2 separate regions of the Homo sapiens genome follow, and region 1 is linked to region 2. The links are chromatin contacts, found by Hi-C in ENCODE. All regions are on one chromosome and are shown on one strand. The core of a region is the stretch at or near the end of the contact, and the rest is flanking DNA. Distances in the headings are between cores, read along the strand shown.

Evidence for each region. Hi-C counts contacts between places; a loop is a spot of excess contacts on that map. Pooled maps may share reads with other maps.
Region 1: a map of cardiac septum shows a loop between it and region 2 (3-fold over the local background). The contact joins two enhancer-like sites. A Hi-C loop is called at or near these places in 1 of 168 maps with a recorded cell type or tissue (cardiac septum) and 1 of 50 pooled maps.

The regions. Positions count from the first base shown.
Region 1 is chr4:23,785,774-23,792,581 of GRCh38, forward strand. It overlaps PPARGC1A (PPARG coactivator 1 alpha), which reads right to left. Exons shown (of 13, transcript NM_013261.5): 13 at 6,248-6,808. Among named protein-coding and RNA genes, the nearest start is that of PPARGC1A-AS1, 20 kb to the left of the region's middle. RefSeq lists an enhancer at 2,367-3,566. Within about 2 kb of position 4,183, at least 4 of the 41 ENCODE cell types and tissues checked have a DNase peak (open chromatin) inside an H3K27ac peak, as active enhancers do.
Region 2 is chr4:23,926,489-23,933,487 of GRCh38, forward strand. It overlaps a transcript of PPARGC1A not described here. Among named protein-coding and RNA genes, the nearest start is that of PPARGC1A, 40 kb to the left of the region's middle. RefSeq lists enhancers at 3,950-5,581, 5,666-6,506. Within about 2 kb of position 4,468, at least 16 of the 41 ENCODE cell types and tissues checked have a DNase peak (open chromatin) inside an H3K27ac peak, as active enhancers do.

The sequences.
Region 1 (6,808 bases), core at 2,933-5,432, 140 kb before region 2:
AAGCATTTCGTCCAAAGGTGGATTCTCCACGTGCCTATCGCTTGTCTGAGGATACTGTAAGAATCTCTGGAAAGAGGGGCTCAGTTTCTCACACTGCAATACCAGAGGCCCGTCTCCAATCCAGTGGCCATGCTCAGTGAGCATGAGGTCAGTTAAGATTATGAAGTGGGAAAGAAGAAAAGTTGGTCATGAACTTTCATTTTCAGAATTCTATGAACTTTAGTCAAAATAACCTAGGGTTTGTGTTCTCCAAGACAGACGAATTTTCTGAGAAAATGACTGGTTTACCAATGGCTGCAAAATCGGGACTGATTATTTTTTAAGTTTTTTTCTTATATTAGCCCTAAATTGAAAACTTATTTATTTACTTATTTATTTGAGATGGAGTCTCGCGCTGTCACCCAGGCTGGAGTGCAGTGGCACAATCTCCGCTCACGGCAACCTCCACCTCCCAGGTTCAAGTGATTCTCCTGCCTCAACCTCCCAAGTAGCTGGGATTACAGGTGCACACCACCACGCCTAGCTAATTTTCATATGTTTTTAGTAGAGTTGGGGTTTCACCATGTTGGCCAGGCCGGTCTCGAACTCCTGACCTCAAGTGATCTGCCCGCCTCAGCCCAAAGTGCTGGGATTACAAGTGTGAGCTGCTGCGCCCAGCCCAGAAACTTTTTAATAGTGCTTGAAAAACCATAAAAAGCTCTTCAATTTGATTATTTTTGTGATTTAACTTCTCAGTGGTAAGAATATACCATTTTATACCTCCAAATCCACTTTAACTTATGGAAGAGGTTTCTACCTCTTTGTAAAGTTGGTTATCAGCCCTTGTAAGTAAGATCGTACACCTTGGAATCACAGCACTAGGTCATTCCTGCCCATTAAGTATGAGGATCTCTGGCCTCAACCCTCATAGACATTGGTCTTACAGCAATATACTTTCCACAAAATGCAATATATGTAGGTAGGTGGATAGACAGATAAACAGATGGATAAATAGATGATAGATAGATAGATGATAGAAGATAGATAGATACACAGATACATAGATATATAGATACTCACAATAAGGATTCTGGTGAGAGTGTCCTACCGAAGCTATTACAAAATATATTTTTTAATTTTTTCTTACTATACTGCCAACTAGATGTGGAGTTTCTAGTACGTTGGAGAAGTTCCATCAATATAGAATGATGAATGCAATACAAGCAGATTTTGGTTTCAGTCAGACGGTAGCAACAAAAGTACACAAATTTTAACAATTAAATACCTCTAACAGATTTCTTTTGAAGATTAATATTTTATTCCTGGAGGCATTATATATAGGACGAGACTTTCAAAAATAAGTTTTAGGACCAACTGGACTTTGCCCAAATCTGGGCAGTTTTCCAGCTACCTTAACCCTCCATTTCCTCCTCAATAAAATGGGAAGAGTTGTATACCTACCTTACAGTTTGTTTAGGAGGATTAATGAAGAAAATTCATGTAAACAGCTAAGTAAAATGACTAAAAGATAAATCCACAATAAATGTTAGCTAATACCATCATCATCTTTGTCATTATCTTCACTGTTTTAATCACATCCTGAATTCACTGGACTTTCAAATGGAGGGCAGCTTTTCATATTTGCTTTCTTACCAGTACAGGAAGATTTCTCTAATTTTAAAATGAGGATGTTAAGAGGTCTTATTGAGCAACATCATTACCTGAGGTCCAATGGCTGGGATACAGGATGACCAGGTGTGTCACTAAGCGCTGATTCTAGGAAAGGGAGTCTCCAAGTTGATCAAGTTTCTAAAAGGAGCTGATAAAGCTAAGTTTTTAAGACAGCAAAAACAAGCAAATAACGTCTTTAAATTATTGCAATGCCATGAAGTTATGTCTCCATGAAATATAGCAGATACGACTTTTGAGGGGGCTTGAGTTTAACCTTCAGAATGCTGAAAGTTGGTGAAGGTTCCTTGCTGGAAATGGCTACTTTGAGATGGTAGAACTGAAACAAACAATGAGAAGAAAATAGGGGGGCCTCCTCAATGCATTATTGAAATCTAAAGAGCTCTTTGTATTCTATGAATGTAGGGATTATCTTTTTATCATTCCACAAAATTAAAGCTTAAAAGTTCTATCCAAAAACCTAGCTGTGGAGAAATCCTCAAGGGTCTCCCATTAACGTGGTAGCCAGGAAGTACACAGGATTTTAATCAAAGGCCAGCGGCTGTCTATGTGACACAGAACTACCCTCACATATAGAACCAATATGTGAGGTTCATTCCTTTCTTCACAATTCTACAGCCTAGCTGCACAATTGCCTATTTTGTCTATATAATCTCATGGAATGAGTTGGCATACAAGGCAAATAAGAAACCACGGGAAACCTCTGTCCAAACCTTGCTTCGTGCCTGAAGTTCAAATGTGTTTGGTTAACCTTCTATTGATTCCTTCTCTTTCCTTCAGGTGACCTTTTTGGTCTTAGTTTTTGCCATGGCATGCCATGGCACACAGTGGCTCAATGAGACTCTGGCACCAAGTGACAAAGAAACTCTTATGAGTTGTCTATGAATTATTTCATTCATCAGGTGCACACATTGGCACTCCCTTTAATGCCGCCACCCCTGCCACTGGAAATGGCAAAAAGTCAGCCCAACAGATAGGTACTTCCCACCCTCCAAATACTGAAGCCAAACAGTGGATGGTGAACTCCAATCTTTGCTTTCTGTTCAATTGTTTTCCTGTTGGATAGTCGGAACTGCAATTCAGACTGTTGACCCTGGAAAAGGCAGCTCATTGAATCAGTACCAGGATGCTTTTCCCATGTAAACAGATAAGTGGAGGAGAATGACGCCATGCATTGCACTTGATCATTAAATTGCCTGACATGAAAGTAACACGGCTCCATCACATGCCGTGTGACCAGTTTACTAACTTACCCTTCTCTAGGAAGCAGAGTAATTAATCATCATTCTGTGATAGTGTATACACATTCCTGCCAACAAATAGGGAAGTGCTTACAGAGGGCAATACTTCTAAGCACTATGAAACATTAGTCATACATCTGATTAAAGGGTATAGTGATCAAGCCGAAAACCTAGTAGATGGTTAAACTAAGAACAAGCACGTCCTAATTTTCTTTTAAGAATTAAGTCAGTCTTTCAAGCGCACTGTGAAGCTATGAGAGGAATAAGCAGGGGACCTGCTTGGAAATGAAGTGAGAAAGCAATGATGATACGAATGAAGACAGGACTTGATTTTCAGCAACACCAACGTCCATCAAAGGAAAGTACCTGTGAATTTCCTTAAATGACTTGCTGGAGGGCATTTTGTGGTAACTATAATACTATAGCCACTTTTTTTCATCAATTAGTATTGTTAAAGAGAAGCTTGACTATAGAGTTCCTAACAGCAGCAAAAAATAAATTCCCTCCAATTAAGTAGTCTAATAAGCTATTTAGGATTTTACCACTTAACATTCTTTCCTTCCCATTTAATTTTGGCTTTCACTTGGATGTCATCTTGTTGAAAATCCATCACAGAAAACTATGTGGAAAAAAAAAGATAATGTTGCTAAGTGCCCCTGATGTTCAAAAACAAGTAGAAGCACAATATTTTTTTTAAATCATCCCAGGATTTTTCCTAATAATTCAGCTTCTTCCTACTATAAATTAATATATGAAAATATATGAAAATGGTCAATATGCAAATTCAAGTATCACACTAGCTACTTGCCTTCAGTAAGTGCTATATGCATAAATTTGAAATGATACAATATTTTAAGGTCCTTGATTATAATAATGCCTTGGTGTGCATATGTGCATGTATAATTACATTCATTTAATTTAATCATGAAAATATTATAGGATCATTTGGTTTTCTCCTCTAAAAGTTCTCTTACTCTTTTCAATTAATTAATTTCACTCTGCCCCTTTATAAGTCACCTAATGGTAAGTAATGGGTTTTGAGCTGAACAGAATATGGTCACATTCCTCTGGAATTAATTATGGACAGAAAAGAGACATGTGGGAAAGTGGTGGCCTCTTGCCTTTAGCCTACATCCTAGTCATGAAACAATGTTATGGCTTTTCAGTCGAACCTGGTCCTCAAAATATTCACATTTCATAATCATTTCTTCTACAAGTTTCCAGTGTCCCCAGTGCTGAGAATTCGCCCAAGGGCAGTCACCTGATTACGACAGAAGAGACCTGGAAACCAGCCCATGTGACCCCGCATTCCACATGCTTGACTAGAGTGGAGCTTTTGGGACTCTGCATAGTTACTGGAATCACATGGAATATAACAAGGGAAACATGGGGGTGGAGGACATTTAACATTCTCCATGCACTAGGAGAACAGATAACGCCCCAGTAAGTGGAAAATAAAAATGGGCCATTTTGAGTGGAAGGGAGGAAGCATAACGTGAAGGTTATGTCTTACCATCCTTCCCCTACAAGAAAATCTTATTTTCCCTCTCACAGAAAATCTGTATTTCTTTTCCCCAACATGCTAACAGAGACCGGTGAACAGAAATAGGCTGCTTTGTGTCCATCAATAGAATCTATATACTATCTTTTCCCCCAGGGATTAATTCAGCTTTTGATTAAATCTTTCTGAGATTTAAATCATGATGTTACAAACCTCCAAGGAACTCCTCTATGAGTTGTGACCTTCTTTATTACTCTCTGCCGTTTGATAAAGTACAAAGATTGATTTATAATGGATTGTAGTGTGTTTGAAAACGGAGTAGCAACGAAAATTGCAAAATATAAGATTAATATAAATATTGCAAATGGAATGTTTTAGTTAAAATATTCTATAACTAATACTGAGTTATAAATGTGTAGCTAGTAACACTACAGTCGAGTCAGTATAGTAACGTTATTAGGGCTGTAAATTATATCCAATGATTAGCTAAATAAACCTACAAAGAAGAGAAAACCGACAATGCTAAAAAAGAATTTCAATTCAATATCATATTGTATACAGTTTAGACAGATTTGGTTTGGAGGACTTTTGAATTGAGACAATCTTTTTTTAAAAAAAGCTATATCAAATGTTATTTTTGTCAGCCCAATTTTGGTTTTAATAATTATTTTGCCATTAGTATCAACAAGAATGAAAGTGAGTCAATGTTTTGAGGACAATATGAAATAAATCCTTTATCTCAATCAGGATATTCCAGTACCAAACTAGCAGCTACTAATGCTGCTTCTGAAAATCCCTCATTTTCTCTCCGCCCTCAAAAGACTTGTTAGGTTAAAAAGTTAAGCATTTAGGGAAGAGTTCTAATGTCCTTGCTGGTTCCAACCGGAAGATTAAAAATGCCTTATGCAATTTAAGCAACAATAGAAGACAAGTCAGGAACTGAGACTTATCTATTGAAACTCAGGAGTGCTTGGTATCCACAGTGGCAGATAAATTCAGTATTTGGGTAAGATAAGATAATGGTAGATTTTTATTTTCCATTTCCATAAAATAAATAATTGATGAATTTTATATTGGTATAAAACAATCCATGGGGAGTGTATCTTATGTTATTTAGCAGATTTCAATGCACTTCTGATAGCTCTTATCACATTTCCAATATTTACAAACACTCTTTTTCTCTCTAGGAGATGGAAATGATGGAATATAATTTAGCCATCTTTCCCCAATGTTGCATATGTTGAGTCTTGCAATGCAAATGATTGGCAATGGGAGCAACCATTTGAAATTGGGCAAGGGCATTCTCTGTCATTAGGACCGTCATCATCTACCAGCCACAGTGGACATCCTGACAGCACGATGTGTCTTCAGCTATCAGCTCATCCCATATTTAACCAACCCGATGACTTCCATATGATGGGGAACTGCATCCTGTTACAAGTCTTGGAGAAATATTCAGTCCATCTACAACAAAATCGCTTTCTATACTGAATATTCAGTGAGTTTTTTCCCTAGGGGAAAGAGCTTCTACTTAAAAATACACACTTCCCAGGGTTAAGTACAAAAATAGAGCTAATCCATTTGATACAATCCCCTGTCATTTTTCACCTCTGAACGTTCGTTATAGAAACCACCACGTCTGCCTTTGCCGTTTAGAAAAAGACAAGATACAGAAGATGCACGTTACCTTAGAGCTGAAATGCATCCATGAATATGGAAAAGCAAGGAGAAAGGGAAAGAGAGCCAGAGAGGAAATAGAATAATAATAAGCGAGTAATGGGTACTGATCTGAGAAACATGCCAGGAGTTTGGTTACGATAAATAAGAAAAGCAGAAGTAGATTTGAAACATTCGTTTCCCTTTATTAGCTCAGTGAGGCTGATGTGTACTGCACATTTAAAAAAAATCACAGGAATTTTCATACAATGAATAAAACCACAACAATACATGTAGAATTGGCAGGTGGAAAAAAGGCCCGGCAAGGGCTCAACTAATCGCTCACTTTCCCTCTTCAGCATAGTTCAACCAACAGTATTACACTTTCACCTACAAATCTTAAAGTAGCTCCATCAAATCAGCAGTTCACATTATTGAAAATGTCTGTCACATAGGTACAAATTTAGAATCATCACATTATAGTACATGGCTATTCTAGGTCATCTATAGATCAGGTCTTAGACTACAGTGATTGAAGTTCTCATTACAGCCATCAAGAAAGGACACATAATCATTACCTACTGGAAGCTCACATCTAAAGGCATGAAAAGGTTTCCTTTTATCAACTGACCCAAACATCATACCCCAATAGTGCAAAGTTCCCTCTCTGCTGCTTTGAATGTTGACAGCCCAACTGTTGTTCTCGGAGTCGTTTAGCAAAAAATTGATTTTGTTGCACTGG
Region 2 (6,999 bases), core at 3,218-5,717:
CCTTAGTGTCTATCATTTCAGCCCCTCAACATTGACCTAGAGAAAGCGCTTGAACATGGCAGGAAGGTCTTCTCTGAGCTGGCCCCTGCCCTGCCTCCAGTCTGACCTCTTATCCCTCCCTGCTTCCTACTTCCAAGAGAATGCCCTTTTATCATGCTTTTGCTCCAGCTCTACCTGAAATCATTTCCCAAATCCTTTTTCCTTATCTAACTCTCTTCATTCTTTAAGAATCAGCTCAGTTGTCAGTTCTTCCAGGGAGTCTCACTGCCTGCTTGAGGCCATGTTAAGTCCTTCTGCTCATGGCTCCTCCAGAGCCTGGTGTACTCATCTACTACTGCACCCAGCACATTATAATCGCTAGTTTATGCATCTGTTTCCCCCACAGACAATGAGCTCATTGACAGCAGTGGCTCTCTGTTATTCATATATATCTTCCATGCACATAACAATAATTACTGAATACATGATCTATCTAACAAAAACACATTTACACATACAGATGTGCCTTGACTGACAATGGGGTTATGTCCAATAAATCCATTGTAAGTCATAAATATCTAAGTCAAAAATGCATTTAATACATCTAACCTACAACCTAGCTTAGTCTAGCCTACCGTAAATGTGTTCAGAACACTTACATTAGCCTACAGTTGGGCAAAATTATCTAATGCAAAGCCTATTTTATAATAAAATGTAATTTATTGAATACTGTACTGAAAGTGAAAAACAGATTGGTTCTATGAGTACTCTGTACTTGAAGTATGGTTTCTACTGAATGTATACCACTTTTACACCATCATAAAGTCAAAAAATCAAAAGTTAAATTATTATATGTCCAGGACTGTCTGCATATCCTACATGTAGATATTTTAAAGATATATGTTATTATGCCAGTAAAATAAAAGCCTCCTATATATTTATTTCTTCACATCCATCAAGAAAAGGTTTATGGTTTTTTCTTGTTTTTGTTTTGTTTAATTTTGCAGTTAGGAGAGAGGGTAATTGGATCTGTTTCACCTTTCTTGAAATCAGTCAAATTTAAGCTTGAGTTTTACAAAATTTTCTAATAAGAATAATAATAAGTAATCCCTCCTGAGCACCTGTTATCTTGAAACACTGTTCTAGGTGCTTTGTATGTCTGACTTAATTTTTCCTTGCAGTAGCCCCAGGCAGCCTGCTGTCTAGGCATTCCTATTCTTACCATCTACACAAACTAAGGCATTGAGAATAACTCAGCCAAGTTTACCCACATCAGAAGGGATGGAATCTTGATCCAGCCAAGGCTCCTCAATTGTACTACACTGTCCACAATCAAAATTCAGTTTCTGTTATTGATTCCTACATCATGGAACAGAATTGTATTATGACTCAAAAATCCTTGCAGGCTTAAGAGCCAGTATGGAAATGGACTTTAACCAATCAGAATGCATCCTAGGACCCTGCTGTGTCAAGCATTAATCTTTTGGTTACTAGATCGTGAAGCAGTTGAGGAGTTCCAAAAGCAGGAGCCACACTGACAGAGTCTGGGCACTTGGAGGGCCTGGGCAGCAGCTAGTATTTTAATATTTTTACAACTGGTACTGCCATGATGGTGCATCCCAGCCGAATATCAACCCCGGTCTGATGCATCAAAATAAAGATGTCAGGAAAAAGTGTCTGGACTATTTTCAGAGTCTGGTGCTTCGTTCGTTCAAGGTTATTGTTCTTGGATGCAGCTGCCACTAAGTAGAATTTCCTTAGAGGGAAAATCCACAATTTCTGGTGGGAAAATGGAGGCAGCGAAATTATATCCTAGGCTTCTAGGCTCTATTTCTCTTGTATCTCCAGGCCCAAAAAGGGTACCTGGCACAAAATAAATACTCAACAAGAATTGCTATGAATAAAATGCAAATCAAAGCCACAATGAGATACCATCTCACGCCAGTCAGAGTAGTGATTGTTATTAAAAAGTCAGGGAATAACAGATGCTGGTGAAGTTGTGGAGAAATAGGAATGCTTTTATACTGTTGGTGGGAATGTAAATTAGTTCCACCATTGTGGAAGACAGGGTGGGGATTCCTCAAAGATCTAGAACCAGAACTACCATTTGACCCAGCAATCCCATTACTGAGTATATGCCTAAAGGAATATAAATCATTCTATTACAAAGATGCATGAACACATATGTTCATTGCAGCACTATTAACAATAGCAAACACGTGGCATGAACCCAAATGCCCATCAATGATAGACTGGATAAAGGAAATGTGGTACTTATCCAGCCACAAAAAAACAAAAAAAACAAAAAAAAACAACAAAAAAAAAAACCCAAGATCATATCTTTTGTAGGGGACATGGATGGAGCTGGAAGGATTTGGAAGCCATTATCCTCAGCAAACTAATGCAGGAACAGAAAACCAAACACTGCTTGTTCTTGTTTATAAGGGAGCTGAACAATGAGAACACATGGACACAGGGAGGGGAACAACACACACTGGGGCCTGTCAGGGGATGCGGTTGGGGGAGGGAGAGCATTAGGAAAAATTGCTAATGCATGCTGGGCTTATTACCTAGGTGATGGGTTGATAGGTGCAGCAAACCACCATGGCACACGTTTACCTATGTAACAAACCTACACATCCTGCACATGTACCCTGGAATTTAAAAATCAAAATCAAAATAAAATAATAATGAATAAATAAATAAATAAAAGTAACTCACCCAAACTGGATTAAATGTTAGGTCAACCCAGGGAGGTACATAGAACACCAGTCTATAAAGGACGCTAAAGTATTGCTATAGACAAAATGAGACAGAGCATGCTATATGTGGTAGAAGGAAAACTTGTGTGAGTTACTAGAGGTGGAAAAATAAAACCCCTGAGGATGTGCTCACATCATAATAGATGTTCCATCAACCACCATCTTAGGATGCCAGTTAGCCACAGACCTTTTATGTGGTTGAACAGCACATGCAAGTTTGGAGCCAGAGGTGAATTGCTTGGAAAAATAAAAGGAGTAAGGCTAGTGCTGCCTCCCGAGGCTCTCCCACTCACACTTTGCTGGAAGTGGTTCAAGTCCCTCTGCAGTAGCAAAGTGTGAACACTGTTGAATGTTAATGACAGAAACCATGGCAGGCACTTTACTGAGAGGAAAAAGTGCGGCACCCATTATGGAGAGTGGGGAAGAAAGATTGGCAATGGCTTTACCCTCAGTGGGAGAAGGTTGAAGTGGCCCCAAGATTGAAATCATCCTGGAGGTGTTAACACTTCAAGTCTGTGTTCAAACTTTGCTGCCTTCTGCTGCAGAGGATTTGCCTACAAATAACAATAACAAGAATAATAACTAGAATAATACCTGCCACCTTTTATTTAGCATTCATTGCGCCCTAGGCTAAGCCTTTATGAGGCTCTTCTCATTACATCTTTTTAACAACCCTATGAGGAGGGTATTATCATTCCATTTTACAGCTGAGTGTTAACAGACCATAAACTCACCAAGGAAATCCTCAAAACATGGCTGATATTCAACCTCTCCTATAGATTTGCAGACTCTGTTTTTTGTCACCCCACTCCAGGGTGCCACGTTAAATATATGTATATTTTAGCATCCTTGACATCTTTAAATGATATCATCTGAATTTTTACCTAGATATTCTGTTTCATTTACCTTTAAGTCCCCAAATCAGGTTTGAAATTCCTTTTCATTCACACAGAAAGAATATTTATATTACTACCCATGGCTTCAAGCAGGACAAAATCCCTCTCCACCATGAGTGACTCTGAACTTGATTTTTGGTGTAACAGCCCTCACATTGTACCATTACATATATACTCAAGGGCAGAAAATAAATAATAAATTATAGCATTTCTTATGTTTGCTTTGCACCATCCAAGATGTCAATCATATTGTGGGGAGTAACGCCTTCTGACCACTGACATTTAGGTACAACGCTGAAGGACTATTTCTCCAGCTAGCACTTCAACACGGTTCTCTAATATCTTAAAGATCAACCTTAACAACAACAATGATGACAAAGGTATGAATTTTATCAGTTACAAGGTATAAAAAAAGGTTTTGAAATATGAACAACCTTATCATTGATTTCTTTCTTTTTAGGCCAAAAGAGCATATATCATTCAAGCTATGGGGACAAAAATAAATTGTTGCCAGAGGCTGTTCAAATGGAAACCAGTAGCACCCTTCAGGGTTCAATGTACTTTTTTGTTTCTTTTTTCCTACCCAGACTCTCAAAGGGACAAACACATGCAGGAAAGTGATCCTGGAAAGAAGGGGTTAATATAAGCTGCACAGTGCACTCAGTGATGCCTTAAATAATTGTCACATGTCCCCTATAATCTGTCCCATGCTGTCAGCACTGAGTTAGTCATAATAATATCAGATAAGAGCTGTTCAAAGTGACACACTAACCAACATGGGAGCCACATGACTTTCTGGCTTGGCTACTGCCCTTCAGCTGAACTTTGGCTTAGAACACAAGGCTCCCAGAGGCAGCCTGGCACATGCCGCCGCGTGGAGTGTCCGGTGGCATTTTCCGTTGCTAGGGCCTCTGTTGCTTCACAGTCTAGTGAGGGGCAGCTGGGGATCAGTGACAGGGAGTCACCTGCTCACCCCACCTCTGGGGACAGGGAAAGGAATTGGCTGCTGTGGTGGCCGCTGCCTTTCTGAGCTTGTGCTGGGACTCCCTGTCCCCTCCACAGTTGATTAGTTTTGCAAATGTGTGTGTCACGCGTTATGCCAAGAACCACAGCAGGGAAACTCGGACCCCCAAAGGGAGTTTGTGCTGGAAGAGGTAGAGAAGGAATGTGACTCTTGGCTAAGAGGACACAAAGGCAAGGGCAGGAAGGAAGGAGGAAAAAAAAAGGAAGGAAAGTTATTACCTCTGGGTAGAAGGTTACTGTAGACTAGCTCTATTTTATTTGTGCTTTTCTGTATCCCCGCCCTGACTTTTTTTTTTACTTCCAGCATACTTTAGATTTTTAATTTAAAAAGTTAAGGCACATATTTTTTAAAGGAGAATAAAGAAAGAATAGTGAAAAAGAGGAAGAAAGGAAGGTGACCCATTCACTCACTGATTCATTCACAAAGCAGAGACCAGAAAGGAAGCAAGAATCCAATGTCATCTGACATTGGATTTGAGAACATTTATTGGCAGTGTGCCTCTGGCATACTTACCTAACACCTCTCTCTAAGCTTTATTATCCTCGGCAGTAAAATGGAAAAATAATACCTAAGTTACAAGACTGCCATGGGGATAAAAAGAGGTGATATATGCTAAGTGGCTAACAAGTGGTAGGTGCTCAATAATCAGTAGCTCATGGGAAGCCATGGAAGTTATGACGATCTTTGGAGTCAGAGATACCCAGATCCAAAGTCTGACTCCAGCACTTACCATGGTGTGACCTCAGGCAAATTATCTCACCTTGCGGAGCCTCAGTTTCTCATGTACAAAATGGGGATAATGATACCCCATTGTCAGGGTTGTTAAAAGGAGTTACTGTTAATGCTTTACACTTGGCAAATAATCAGGCACATGGTAGTTATACAGTAATTTGTAACAGGAGTTGCCATAGTGGTGGTGGTCATAGTAGCTAAAAATAGAAAGAAGGCAAATCCATTCATTAATTCAACAAACGGAAATAGCAAGATGTACAAGTAAAAGTAATAATCAGACAAATGTATAGAGAAGAGATAACTAAAAACCAAAGGTACTGATCAATAAAGATTGGAAGAGTCTAAAAGGACCCAAATACATGAGAAGACAGAGAACAAGAGAATGCTCTTAGTGGGACTAATTAGTTCCTCGCTTAGTTCCTCGCTTGGCTGGGAACTATCTAGTCCATCCTCCTCCTGCCTCCAGGGAGCTAATGCTATCCTTCCATTCTATAGATCGAAGTGCAGACGTCTCCAGTGGCTTTTCCCAGATCACACAGCTAATAAGTAGCATAAAAGGGGTCAAAGCTCAGGAGTGCCCCTACTGTGCTCTTTTAGGAAAGGCATTACCAAAATTAAATATAAATAGAGAAACATTAGCAACTAAACTAAAAGCAACAAATGTCAGCAGAGAAAAATTATTGTTTACTTTAGGGAAAATGGAAAAAACGAAGTAGTGTTTTTTTAAAAAAATAAAATACAAGAAATGGTAGCTTAACGAATTTTTTTTTTGAAAAATGAGAAATAAAAAACTGTATTTAGTAGAAAGACATCTTATTGGAGATAAATCTTAGGAGGCAGAATTTCATGGAGAACTTAAGAGGGAAGAATTCCAGTTGGAAGGAGGAAAGCAAGATTTTCCTGTTCATGTACTCAAGTCTGATTCCTCAGGGTACTGCATATTCTAAGATTTCTCTGACAAAATTCCATAGCAATTTGCTCAGAAGAGGAGAAGGCCACCAACACATGGGGTCCAGGAATCAGTCTCGCCGTTCTAAGCTGTTAACATTAGACAGGTGCTTCAAGGAGAAGAAAGAACACTTGTGTTGTCCAGTTGGGCAGAGTTTTCCCGACAAGTGGTGACTCTAGTGGTATAAAAATCAGAAAACCCTAAAGGGAAAGTGAAGTGAAATAGGAAGGAATTCGGGCCAGCCAATGCCTGGAGCTTCTTCCCAATTCTTCTGGTGCCAAAACGTCTGAAAGCTCTGTGAATTTTTTTTTAAGTAGGGGCCATTCCCTTTCCAGAAGCCAGGCGGAGTGCTGGAACAGAAAACAACCACAAAGAATGAAGTCTACCTCTTTCCTTTGTTATTCAAGAGCTGTGTGGAATGGGCCTCTCCCTAAAGCTCACCACCTTCATTGAATTTTTCTCCTATGTAGAAAGAAAAGTCCTCAGTTTGTTTTGGAGAATAAATGAGATAAAGTAAGCAAATATATCTGATGCCTGGTAAGTTATACTATTATTTTCACTTTGCTTCCAGGAGTAAGTGTTTGCAACTTTCTCTTCCCCACCACACAAATAGTTGATTTGTTGGACCAACTCTCAACCTCACCTCATACCAGTAGG